Regions from separate parts of the Homo sapiens genome. Here region 2 is linked to region 1. The links are chromatin contacts, found by Hi-C or POLR2A ChIA-PET in ENCODE. All regions are on one chromosome and are shown on one strand. The core of a region is the stretch at or near the end of the contact, and the rest is flanking DNA. Distances in the headings are between cores, read along the strand shown. Region 1 overlaps FLNB (filamin B). Region 2 overlaps DNASE1L3 (deoxyribonuclease 1L3).

The links. A loop is a pair of places that touch in the nucleus more often than their neighbours do. ChIA-PET counts read pairs that join two places held with the same protein, here RNA polymerase II (POLR2A). Pooled maps may share reads with other maps.
Region 2: a loop to region 1 is called in a pooled map, with 4 times the contacts of the local background. The contact joins two enhancer-like sites. A Hi-C loop is called at or near these places in 2 of 50 pooled maps. POLR2A ChIA-PET finds 5 or more read pairs at or near these places in 3 of 52 experiments (Caco-2, T-cell and activated CD4-positive, alpha-beta T cell).

What each region holds. Positions count from the first base shown.
Region 1 is chr3:58,109,264-58,114,316 of GRCh38, reverse strand. FLNB (filamin B) reads right to left here. Exons shown (of 46, transcript NM_001457.4): 14 at 4,995-5,053; 15 at 4,618-4,741; 16 at 4,147-4,307; 17 at 2,436-2,526; 18 at 1,999-2,168. Among named protein-coding and RNA genes, the nearest start is that of FLNB-AS1, 59 kb to the left of the region's middle. RefSeq lists an enhancer at 2,266-2,535. Within about 2 kb of position 1,968, at least 13 of the 41 ENCODE cell types and tissues checked have a DNase peak (open chromatin) inside an H3K27ac peak, as active enhancers do.
Region 2 is chr3:58,194,089-58,199,824 of GRCh38, reverse strand. It overlaps DNASE1L3 (deoxyribonuclease 1L3), which reads left to right. Exons shown (of 8, transcript NM_004944.4): 6 at 1,847-2,004. Among named protein-coding and RNA genes, the nearest start is that of DNASE1L3, 14 kb to the left of the region's middle. RefSeq lists an enhancer at 3,076-3,255. Within about 2 kb of position 3,169, at least 3 of the 41 ENCODE cell types and tissues checked have a DNase peak (open chromatin) inside an H3K27ac peak, as active enhancers do.

The DNA.
Region 1 (5,053 bases), core at 719-3,218:
ACCTTGGCCAACATGGTGAAACATCTATACTAAAAATACAAAAATTAGCTGGGCATGGTGGCACGTGCCTGTACTTCCAGCTACTCGGTAGGCTGAGGCAGGACAATCACTTGAACCCAGGAGACAGAGGTTGCAGTGAGCCGAGACAGTGCCACTCCAGCTTGAGGAACAGAGCGAGTCTCAAGAAAAAACAAACAAAAAACAGACGAAGAGAGAAGCAAAACATATATACATACAGTGGAATGCAGCCTCGAAAAGGAATGAAGTTCTGACACGTGCTACAACATGGAGGACATATAGGAAGAAAAATAAATCAGTCACAAAAAGACAAATACTGAGGTCAGGCGCAGTGGCTCATGCCTGTAATATCCGCAGGTTTGGAGGCTGAGGTGAAAGGATTGCCTCAGCCCAGGAGTTGGAGACCAGCCTGGCCAACATGGCGAAACCCCGTCTCTACCAAAAATACAAAAATTAGCCAGGTGTGGTGGCATGTGCCTGTAATCCCACCTGCTCGGGAGGCTGAGGCAGGAGAATCGCTTGAACCTGGGAGGCAGAGGTTGCAGTGAGCTGAGATCATGCCACTGCACTCCAGCTTGGGCAACAGAGCAAGACTTTTGTCTAAAAAATAAATAAATAAAAATAAAAATTTGGGGAAGAAAGCACAAACAGCAGCAAGCCTGGATGTAAGGGGCCACATTTATAACACGACACACAGAATCCCTTCGCCCAGGGAATCCCTCCCACTGCAGGGATGTTCTCACAGTAAGGATTCCATCTCCAAGGGAGTGCAGCCCCCAAACTCAGGGGACAGTTACACCATGACCCCTTCCTCACTATAATCCTCTTTCTTCCCCACTTGACTCTTGACTGCTCCTCGCTGAGAGGACCCAGACGGGAGCAAGGCTTCTGAGCAGTGCTTCTGCAGAAAGCGTTGCCCTTCTTCTCCTACAAATGGCATTTCAAACACAGCAGGATCATTTCCCTTAAGAATAAAGGAATCTCAGAGGCTTGGAACAACCACTTCGAACACTAGGCTTAAGTATTAAAATCCAGACTTTTCTGCCAGGATGTCTGCTCTCCAGACCCCAGAGGTGTGAACATGAAGCGAAACAAAATTTTAAACAAATATAATGGATACAGGGCTTCAGTTTTACAAGATGTAAAGAATTATGGAGATGGATGGTGGTGATGGGTGCACGACATAATGAATGCACTTAACACTAATGAACTATACACTTAAAAATGGTTAAGACGGTAAATTTTGTGTTATGTGTATTTTACCACGATACAAATTTTTTTTAATGTTTTTAAACAAATAAACATTAACTTGTACAGAGAGGCAGTTTTAAGGCCCTTATGGCCTGAAATAATCAGAGTAAGCCAGCCTAGATGGTAAGATCACATGTGAAATCCTGCATTTTGTAAAGGGGAATAATTTGCTGCCCTAAATAGTGTGCTGGGCCTTAGGGACGAAAGGCTGAACTGGCTCTTTGAGAAAAGACCTCATTCCAACACCTCATAAAAAGGGTAAACTAAGCTAAAAGGACCAGGAAGGAAACACAAAGGTGTAGCAGCTCTTTTTCTGTGGGTAATTAATGAAAAGACTAAAAGGCAGCTGGTGAGGCCGCGAGGGAATGCACGTGTGTGTGTGTATGTGTGTGTGTGTGCACATGTGTGCACATGTGTAACAGAAAGATAGATATTAGGGCCTGAATATCAAGAACTGAGCATTTCTCTGATAAAATGCAAACCAAAGGTGGAGATATGGGACCAGCTTCCTGCTTGCTTTTGGGGAATTCTGCAGTTCACCTGATAGAACCCATTGGGCTTCCTATAGGTGCTCCCAGAGGGGTTCAAAGTGCCAGGAGCTGCCTCCCATCAGGGAGCACTTTGGCAGAGCACCTCTCACACCCCTTGGTGTCCACAGTGACCCAGCACCGACTGCATAGAAAGGGGCCTGGCTGGGGGCCAGGGGAGCAGAGGGGAGAAGGACCCTACCTGTTGGGTGGGTGTATATTTAACCGTGTGAGAGTAGTCATAATTATCGATGATATCCAAATCCTTCACTGCATCGCCAGGAAGAGGGCTGTTGAACTGCACGTTGAGCGGGGCTTTCCCAGCCCCCTTGGTGTAGACAGTGAAGTGGGTCGGTTTCCCATTTTCCACACCTGGAAAGATATACTGTGAAGTGAGGAGACAGACCAGCTGGAGTAGTTTCACTTTGAGAACCCGTCAGACAGGTTCAACAGCACCAGGTCTATTATGACAGCCAGCAACGGGCCTGGCCAGCCACTGCTGCATCAGAGCTGCACAGAAAACCTGCCAGCTTGGTGTTGGTGTTGGTGGAGATGAAGTTCCTCAAGGCCGTGGATGAAACACGCCCAGTGCCACCGGCTGGCAGAGGGGCCCAGGACAACCTAGACGTGCCATCTTACCTGCTTTGCTGAGCCCTGGGCCTTCTGCCTTCACTTTGCTGGCATCGTGGGAAGGGTCAACTTTGACTCTGAAAGGGCTGGCGGGGATTTCCTGTAGCAGAGACACAGTCTTAGTAGGAAAGCCCCTGAAGCAACAGCCAGAGCTCAGGGAGCCTTCAACAAAGGGTGAACCTTAGCATCACTCTGACTTAGCGAGTGGTGAGCAGACTTCTATTACCACAGGTAAACAGAAGGGTAAGATAAGCCAAAAGGGCCCAGCATTGGGAAAGGGCCTTCTATAACAGGTCACTCTCTAATGCCTGGATCCCTGATGTCACAAACAAACCCGAGGACTTTGAGCCTTTAATACTGAATGTTGAGTACTCAGGATGAAAAATGCCAACAAGAATAAAACCAAAAACGACAATAATACATGGGGCTGGGGGAAGGAAATGTCCTCCAGGGACAGCTGAGAGCTAAGGTCTGGGGAAATGCAAGAAGTGATCAGAGACAGAATGATTATAATTCTTCAAAAAGAATGTTGCAGACTATTGGAATAAAGGCAGAAGAGGTTAAATGGATGTCAAGACCACTACCTTTAGGCACAGAACATTCTACTAAGATTTCCATTTTTATGTAAGGTTAATTTTAATCCCTAGGATTTCAAAATTCTCTCTTTCAGGATCCTGCTCACCCTATCTTCACTATTGCATACCTGAAACTTCAAATCACCTCTCTCTATAAAAATTTAAGGGTGGAGACCACAGTCATTGCTTCAAAGGCATCAAAGTAGAACATATCTAGAAGCTAACTGCATTTCAACCAAAATATTGATGAAAATTTATTACAAACTAGTCTCTCTCCAGACCCCTGCTTTTAACCACTGAACACACTGCCTCACTTTTGTTAGAAAGTGGTAATAATTTAGCTCTGGGTAAATTTTTTTTCCTTCTTGGTTGTAAGGAGCCAGAGAGAAAACGATTGAGCAGTGTTCTCAAGACAACTTCCCTGTCAGTAAAACACCAAAAAGGAGGCCAAATGTGGTGGCTCATGCCTATAATCCCAACACTTTGGGAGGCCAGGTGGGCCTGAGGTCAGGAGCTCGAGAGCAGTCTGGGCAACCGTCTCTACTAAAAATGCAAAACAATTAGCTGAGTGGCCAGGCACGGTGGCTCACACCTAGAATCCCAGCACTTTGGGAGGCCAAGGCAGGCGTATCATCTGAGGTCAGAAGTTTGAGACCAGCCTGGCTAACATGGTGAAACCCCATTTCTATAAAAATACAAAAAAATTAGCCAGGCGTGGTGGCCTGTAATCCCAGCTACTTGGGAGGCTGAGGCAGGAGAATCACTTGAACCCGGGAGGCAGAGGTTGCAGTGAGCCAAGATCATGCCATTGCACTCCAGCTTGGGCAACAAGAGCAAAACTCCATCTCAAAAAAAAAATAAAAAAATAAAAACAAATTAAAAAAAAATTAGCTGGGTGGTGGTATGAGCCTGTAGTCCCCAGCTACTTGGGAGGCTGAGGTGGGAGGATCACTTGAACCTGGGAGGCAGAGGTTGCAGTGAGCCAAGATCACACCACTGCACTCTAGCTTGGGTGAAAGAGTGAGACTCCATCTCAAAAATAATAATACTAACAAAACACCAAAAAGTAGATGAGACATGCACACAAGTGGCCAAAGAGAATCCAGGCCTACTCCACCCATCTCCTCCCAGGCCCCACCACGTACCTGAGATGCAAAGAGAACTTTGATAGTGTATCGCCCAGCAGCAGGAGGCACATATTTGACTGTGAACGTATCATTGGCATTGTGAATAATGTCAAAATCCACGTCTTCCTCATCTTCACTTAACACCCGGGCATCACACTTAATGCCAACACTGACATCACCTGGAACAGACCAGCTTATTAGCACCAGCTTACAAGAAACAGCATGTCCTGTGCAATCTCTTCCAGCTCAGGTTAACACCCTCAAAAAGCAATTGGGAAGTTTCTAGTAAGAAACCTGAGAAAGAGTAAGGATTTGGGGAAAGGGATGATGGATTAGCAAAGATATCACTAAGGAATGACTCAGAGGCTCAGTAGATGATTACCTATTCAGATGGACTACTTCCTAGTTCAAAAGGCATTGAAACGTTATGAAAAGAACTGCCTTCCCCACGGAGCAATGATCACTGGGTTGAACAAAGCCCTTTCTCACCTTCCCCAGCCTCAGTACAGTCCACCGTGAAGTGTGTAGGTTCATTTGCCTTCAGACCACTTCTCTCCACACCTGGCCCAAACACTTTGACCTTCTGAGGATGGCTACCTTGCCCGATGTTGACCTAGAGAAGACATGGAGAAGGTCATCAAGTTCTCCTCCACTTGGACCCAGTAAAATACTATTAAAAAACATTGTTAGAAATAGTTCTTCTGAGCAGGCTGGAGCACTCTGCCCTTCGGGCCCCTCCATCATTCAAGGCCCACCAGGGATGGGTTCCTTCCATATGTCTGCCTTGGCTGTCAGGCATGGATCCCAGACCTGGTGTATGACCAGGCATTTCCATAAAACAGCCAGGATTCTGCCTCACAACCTACCCTGTAGGGGCTGTGCGGGATGTTCACGCCTCCCCAGACCACAGCAATGGTGTGCTTGA
Region 2 (5,736 bases), core at 1,920-4,419, 84 kb before region 1:
TTTCCAAAAATTATGAAATCATTCACTTATTAAACAAGAATGTATTGAGCATCTATTGAGTGTTGGGCTGTGGGGAGGCATCAGTGGCCTAAAAGTGAACAAGAGGGGAAACTGCTTCAGTGAAGCAGACTGGGATGTGATTCTTTTTTTTTTTTTTTCTTGAGATGAAATCTCGCTCTTGTCCCCAGGCTGGAGTGCAATGGTGCAATCTCGGCTCACTGCAACCTCCACCTCCCGGGTTCAAGTGATTCTCCTGCCTCCCGAGTAGCTGGGATTACAGGCATGTGCCACCACGCCTGGCTAATTTTTATATTTTTAATAGAAATGGGGTTTCACCATGTTGGCCAGGCTGGTCTTGAATGCCTGACCTCAGGTGATCCACCCGCCTCGGCTTCCCAAAGTGCTGGGATTACAGGCGTGAGCCACGGCGCCTGGCTGGGATGTGATTCTTGACTTCACCATTTGAACCTCCCAGTCCTGTGGCCTAGAGCAGGTCACTTAATCTCTCAATCCTGTTTCTATAGAAGTTAGTGGGCTCTTGTACCTCCTATTGTTTATTGCTGCCAGGTGTAAATTTAAAAACACCTAGTGCTAGGCCTGGCACATAGTGAATGTTCAGCAAATCATGTCTATATTAGCAGAAGCTGGTGATCACTGAGGTTAAGGATGACACTCTGTCCTCAACTGAACCCATCAATCATGGGGAAAATTGTGATCACCAAGGTCAAAATAAAATGTTCTTGAAGAAAACTCTGAAGTCAGCAATGCCCCACCAAACAATAGCACAAACAAGGAAATCTGGCACTTCCTCTGGATTGTGGAATGTTGAAAATTCTGTTCCAAGAGCCTTGCAGGGAAAAATATTTCCAAGATAGGAAGTTTCTCTTGGTGGCCTTGGGTGGGGGTGGACAGCTCACTCAATGGTCCCCTCCCCTGAAGATGCCTCCCACCTCCTCAAGGGACTGAATTTTCACAGAAATAAGTTTCCAACTTCAAAACAATAGGAGAGAAAGAGTGATGCCAGGGTTGTCAATACACCACCCAAATTCACTTTTCCTGCTTGAAAGCAAAAGGCGTTGATTCATTCGTATATTTACACCCTACAGTAGTTTGAGCCAGGGACAAAAGATGTGAGGGAATAGATTCACTGAAATTTTTTTTATCCACACCTGACTCTGCATGCTGAATTATGGAAATGTGGCGACTAAGAACAGCAAACATTCTCCTTCCTGTTAAGAACATCCTCCCTGGTACGCACTCGCCTGTCATCGACTCATCAAAACTGTGACTCAATTTTAAACAACAAAAAGAAATTTTTAAAGACCTTATATTCATTTGCTAGAGCTGCCATAACAAAGTACCATACTGAAGACTGGGAAGTTTAAACAATAGAAAGTGAGTTCGTCACCGTTCTGGAGGCTGGAGTCCCAGAACAAGGTGTGCCAGCAGGGCTGGTGTCTTTTGGGGGCCTCTCTCCTTGGTTTGTAGACGGCCATCTTCTTCCAGTGTCTTTACATGGTCTTTGCTCCACTTTTCTGTGTCCTAATTTCCCCTTTTTACAAGAACGCCAGTCATATTGGATTAGAGCCCATCCATATGACCTCATTTTACCTTAATTCCCTCTTGAAAGGTTCTATCTCCAAATACAGTCGCATTCTAAGGTGCTGGGGGTTAGAACTTCAACATAGGAATTTGGCCGGGGCGGGAGCAGGGGGTAGACAAGATTCAGCCCATAACAGACCCTGTTGTTTACTGGGCCTGGGACGCAGAGTCTTTGCTAGAGTCCAGTGTGAAAGCATTCTGCAGCAGCACCCACCAGGTGACAGTTCCAAATCTTGTCTTTTAGAATTTCATTTTCATGGGTGACTTCAATGCCGGCTGCAGCTACGTCCCCAAGAAGGCCTGGAAGAACATCCGCTTGAGGACTGACCCCAGGTTTGTTTGGCTGATCGGGGACCAAGAGGACACCACGGTGAAGAAGAGCACCAACTGTGCATATGACAGGTAGGAGGCCCTGCAGGGTGCTGCTGGCTCACCACAGTGCTTGGTGTGCACTAGGAAAGACGCAAGGTGGCTGGGCACTGTGGCTCACGCCAGTAGTCCTAGCACTTTGGGAGGCCTCGATGGATGGATCGCTTGAGTACAGGAGTTTGAGACCAGCCTGGGCAACATGATGAAACCCCGTCTCTACAAAAAATACAAAAATTAGCCAGGCATGGTGGCACACACCTATACTCCCAGCTACTCAGGAGGCTGAGGTGGGAGGATCGCTTGAGCCCAGAAGGTGGAGGCTGCAGTGAGCCAGGATCGCACCACTGCACTCCAGCCTGGGTAACAGAGTGAGACTTTGTCTCAAAAATAAAAAATAAAAATAAAAATAAGAAAAGCACACTGCTTGCAGAGCTGAGTCAATTAAATGTCAGGCCCCTCTACTGGGTACCACATGTAGCGTATGAACCACAGGACCCTATGCGGTGGCCCTGGGCACTGTAGCTTAGCAGAGGTAAGCACTGGCTTCGCTATCAGATAGGCCTGGATTTAAATCCTGACATTATCACTTCATATGTCTGTGACCAAGAGACAAGCTCTCTGTGTCTTTCATTTCCTCCCCTGTAAAATGGAAGTTATCCTAGTGCCTCACTCATGAAGATCCGATGTGGAGTAAATGAAATAACATGTCAGGCTGCTAGCACAATGCCTGGCATACGGCAAGTGCTCATTACATTCATGGGCTGATCATTGTTCCATCACAAAGACTTACCGCAATTGATGCGCCCAATCCCCATCATTAGGCATTGGGTTATTACCAAGGGTTTGCTGTTATAAATACTGCTAAAATCAATATCCTCTGTGCATTTTGTGCAAGTATTTATGATTTCCTCAGGAAGCAACCCTAAAAATGAGACCAATTAGTGCAACGGTATTTATATTTTTAAAGCTTTAGCTACATATTCCTAAATGCAATGCATACATTTAAGTCCTAGCATTCCCTCGTGCTTTTTAAAGTCCCTTCAGGGATTTTCAAACAGCTTTCATCTTTGCTCCTTCAATGGGGACAGAGGGGGGAGTGCCTGAGGCGTGTGAATGTTAGTGATCTTCCATCACAGAGACCACAGGTGGGGAAACCCCTAGGAGCCTGGTCCCAGGTGGTGGCCACAGTTCCCAGAGCTCAGCCTGCCACGAGGAAGTGTGAGATGGCCATCTGCATGAGAGCCACCAGGCCACTCGTTTTCACTTCCTCTCGGAGTTTTTTTTTTTTTTTTTTTTTTTTTTAGACAGAGTCTCGCTCTGTTGCCCAGGCTGGAGTGCAGTGGTGCGATCTCGGCTCACTGCAAGCTCCGCCTCCCGGGTTCACGCCATTCTCCTGCCTCAGCCTCCCGAGTAGCTGGGACTACAGGCGCCCGCCACCACGCCTGGCTAATTTTTTTTTTTTTTTGTATTTTTAGTAGAGACAGGGTTTCACCATGTTACCCAGGATGGTCTTGATTTCTTGACCTCGTGATCCGCCCGCCTCGGCCTCCCAAAGTGCTGGGATTACAGGCGTGAGCCACCATGCCCGGCCTGTTCCTCTTGGAGCTTTTGAGGCTGGTGTTTCCTTTGCAGAAGTTATCACTCTGCAAAGTGGGAACCCAAGGCGGGGAGTTACAGGGGTCTAAGTGCCCAGACCCCCTATTTTGAAGGACTTCCAGCAAAGCCTGGACGATGGCCACTCACTCAGTTACACATGGCAGTTGTGTGCCCGTGGGTAGGTCAAGTCCCTTCTCCAGCGCCATTCTTCTCCCCTGGCAAATGAGTGGGAAGTGATTGAAAATGATACAGAAGAATCAGAAGGCAACATGGCCACAGTAGATCAGGTCAGGGGTAGAACAGGTTAGAAAAAGATGTTTACTAAAAGGATCCTGATTTTATACACATGTATCCCAAAGGATGGTGGGATTACATGTGACATTTTAAAGATTCATTTCTTATTTTGATGCTCTGAATTTTGTTTCTCATAACAACATGTATAACTCTTGTGCCTCTTTTTTTTCTTTTTTTTGAGACAGAGTCCTGCTCTGTCGCCCAGGCTGGAGTGCAGTGGCAGGATCTTGGCTCACTGCAACCTCCGCCTCCCGGGTTCAAGCGATTTTCCTGCCTCAGCCTCCCAAGTAGCTGGGATTACAGGCATACACAAACATGCCCCGCTTTTTTTTTTTTTTTTTTTTTTTTTTGTAATTTTAGTAGAGATGGGGTTTCGCCATGTTGGCCAGGCTGGTCTTGAACTCGTGACCTCAGGTGATCCGCCTGCTTTGGCCTCCCAAAGTGCTTGGATTACAGGTGTGAGCCACCATGCCCGGCCTCTTGTGGCTTTTAAAAAGTCATAGGCCAGTTGTGGTGGCATATGCTGTAATCCCAGCTACTTGGGAGGCTGAGGCAGGAGGATCACTTGAGCCCAGGAGTTCAAGGCTTTAGAGCAACATGATCACATGCCTGTGAATAGCCACGGCACTCCAGCCTGGACAACATAGTGAGACCTGTCTCAATACAATAAAATAAAAAGTAAAATTAAATAAAATAAACGGAGAAAATGAAAAGCCATAAAAATGATGTTTTAAAAATGTAATTAGACAAGATGGTCTCAGTTCCAGTCTTTGTTCCATGTTCACATATTTATCAAACACCTCTCATGTGCTGAGTGCTGGGGGAACATGCAAAGATGCCCAGGATCTGGCTGGTGCCCTGGACTGAAAACGTCACATGAACACTGGCCTGGTCCTGCACATCCCTAGAAGAAGTCAGAAATGGAAGAGCCTTTAACATGTCATTCTTTGCTTTCTGAGTCTTAAAGAAAGCTTTCACAAATGTCTAACTTGATGCGAAGAATTTACATTTGGGTTGAATTAAAAGCCGTAGCCCGGGCCGGGCGTGGTGGCTCACACCTGTAATCCCAGCACTTTGGGAGGCTGCGGCCGGTGGATCACGAGGTCAGGAGATCGAGACCATCCTGGCTAACACAGTGAAACCCCGTCTCTACTAAAAAATACAAAAAAAATTAGCCAGGCGTGGTGCCGGGCACCTGTAGTCCCAGCTACTCGGGAGGCTGAGGCAGGAGAATGGCATGAACCCAGGAGGCAGAGCTTGCAGTGAGCCGAGATTGCGCCACTGCACTCTAGCCTGGGTGACACAGAGAGACTCCGTCTCAAAAAAAGAAAAAAAAAAGCCGTAGCCCTGGAGCGGTGGCTTACACCGGTAATCCCAGCACTTTGGGAGGTTGAGGTGGGCGGATCACCTAAGGTCACGAGTTCAAGACCAGCCTGGCCAACAGGGATAAACCCCGTCTCTACTAAAAATACAAAAATTAGCCAGGCGTGGTGGCACACACCTATAATTCCAGCTACTTGGGAGGCTGAGGCAGGAGAATCGCTTCAACCCGGAAGGTGGAGGTTGCAGTGAGCTGAGATGGCGCACTGCACTCCAACCTGGGTGACAGAGCATGACTGTGTCTCAAAAAAAAAAAAAAAAAAAAAAAAGTTAGTTGTGCTGGTGATGTTAGCAAATGCAGATACCAAAACTGTTGATTAGAATGGGGAAGGCCCACTGGTCACTCATGAAATGGCAGTTTGACTCACCTTGCCATTCCTCGGGAAGTCACTCAGGACCACGTAGACCACAACTGCATCACCCAACTTGGGATATGTTAGTTTGTTTCCAAAACTCATTTGACTACCTCATTCTTACTTTTTGTCATTATTGCAA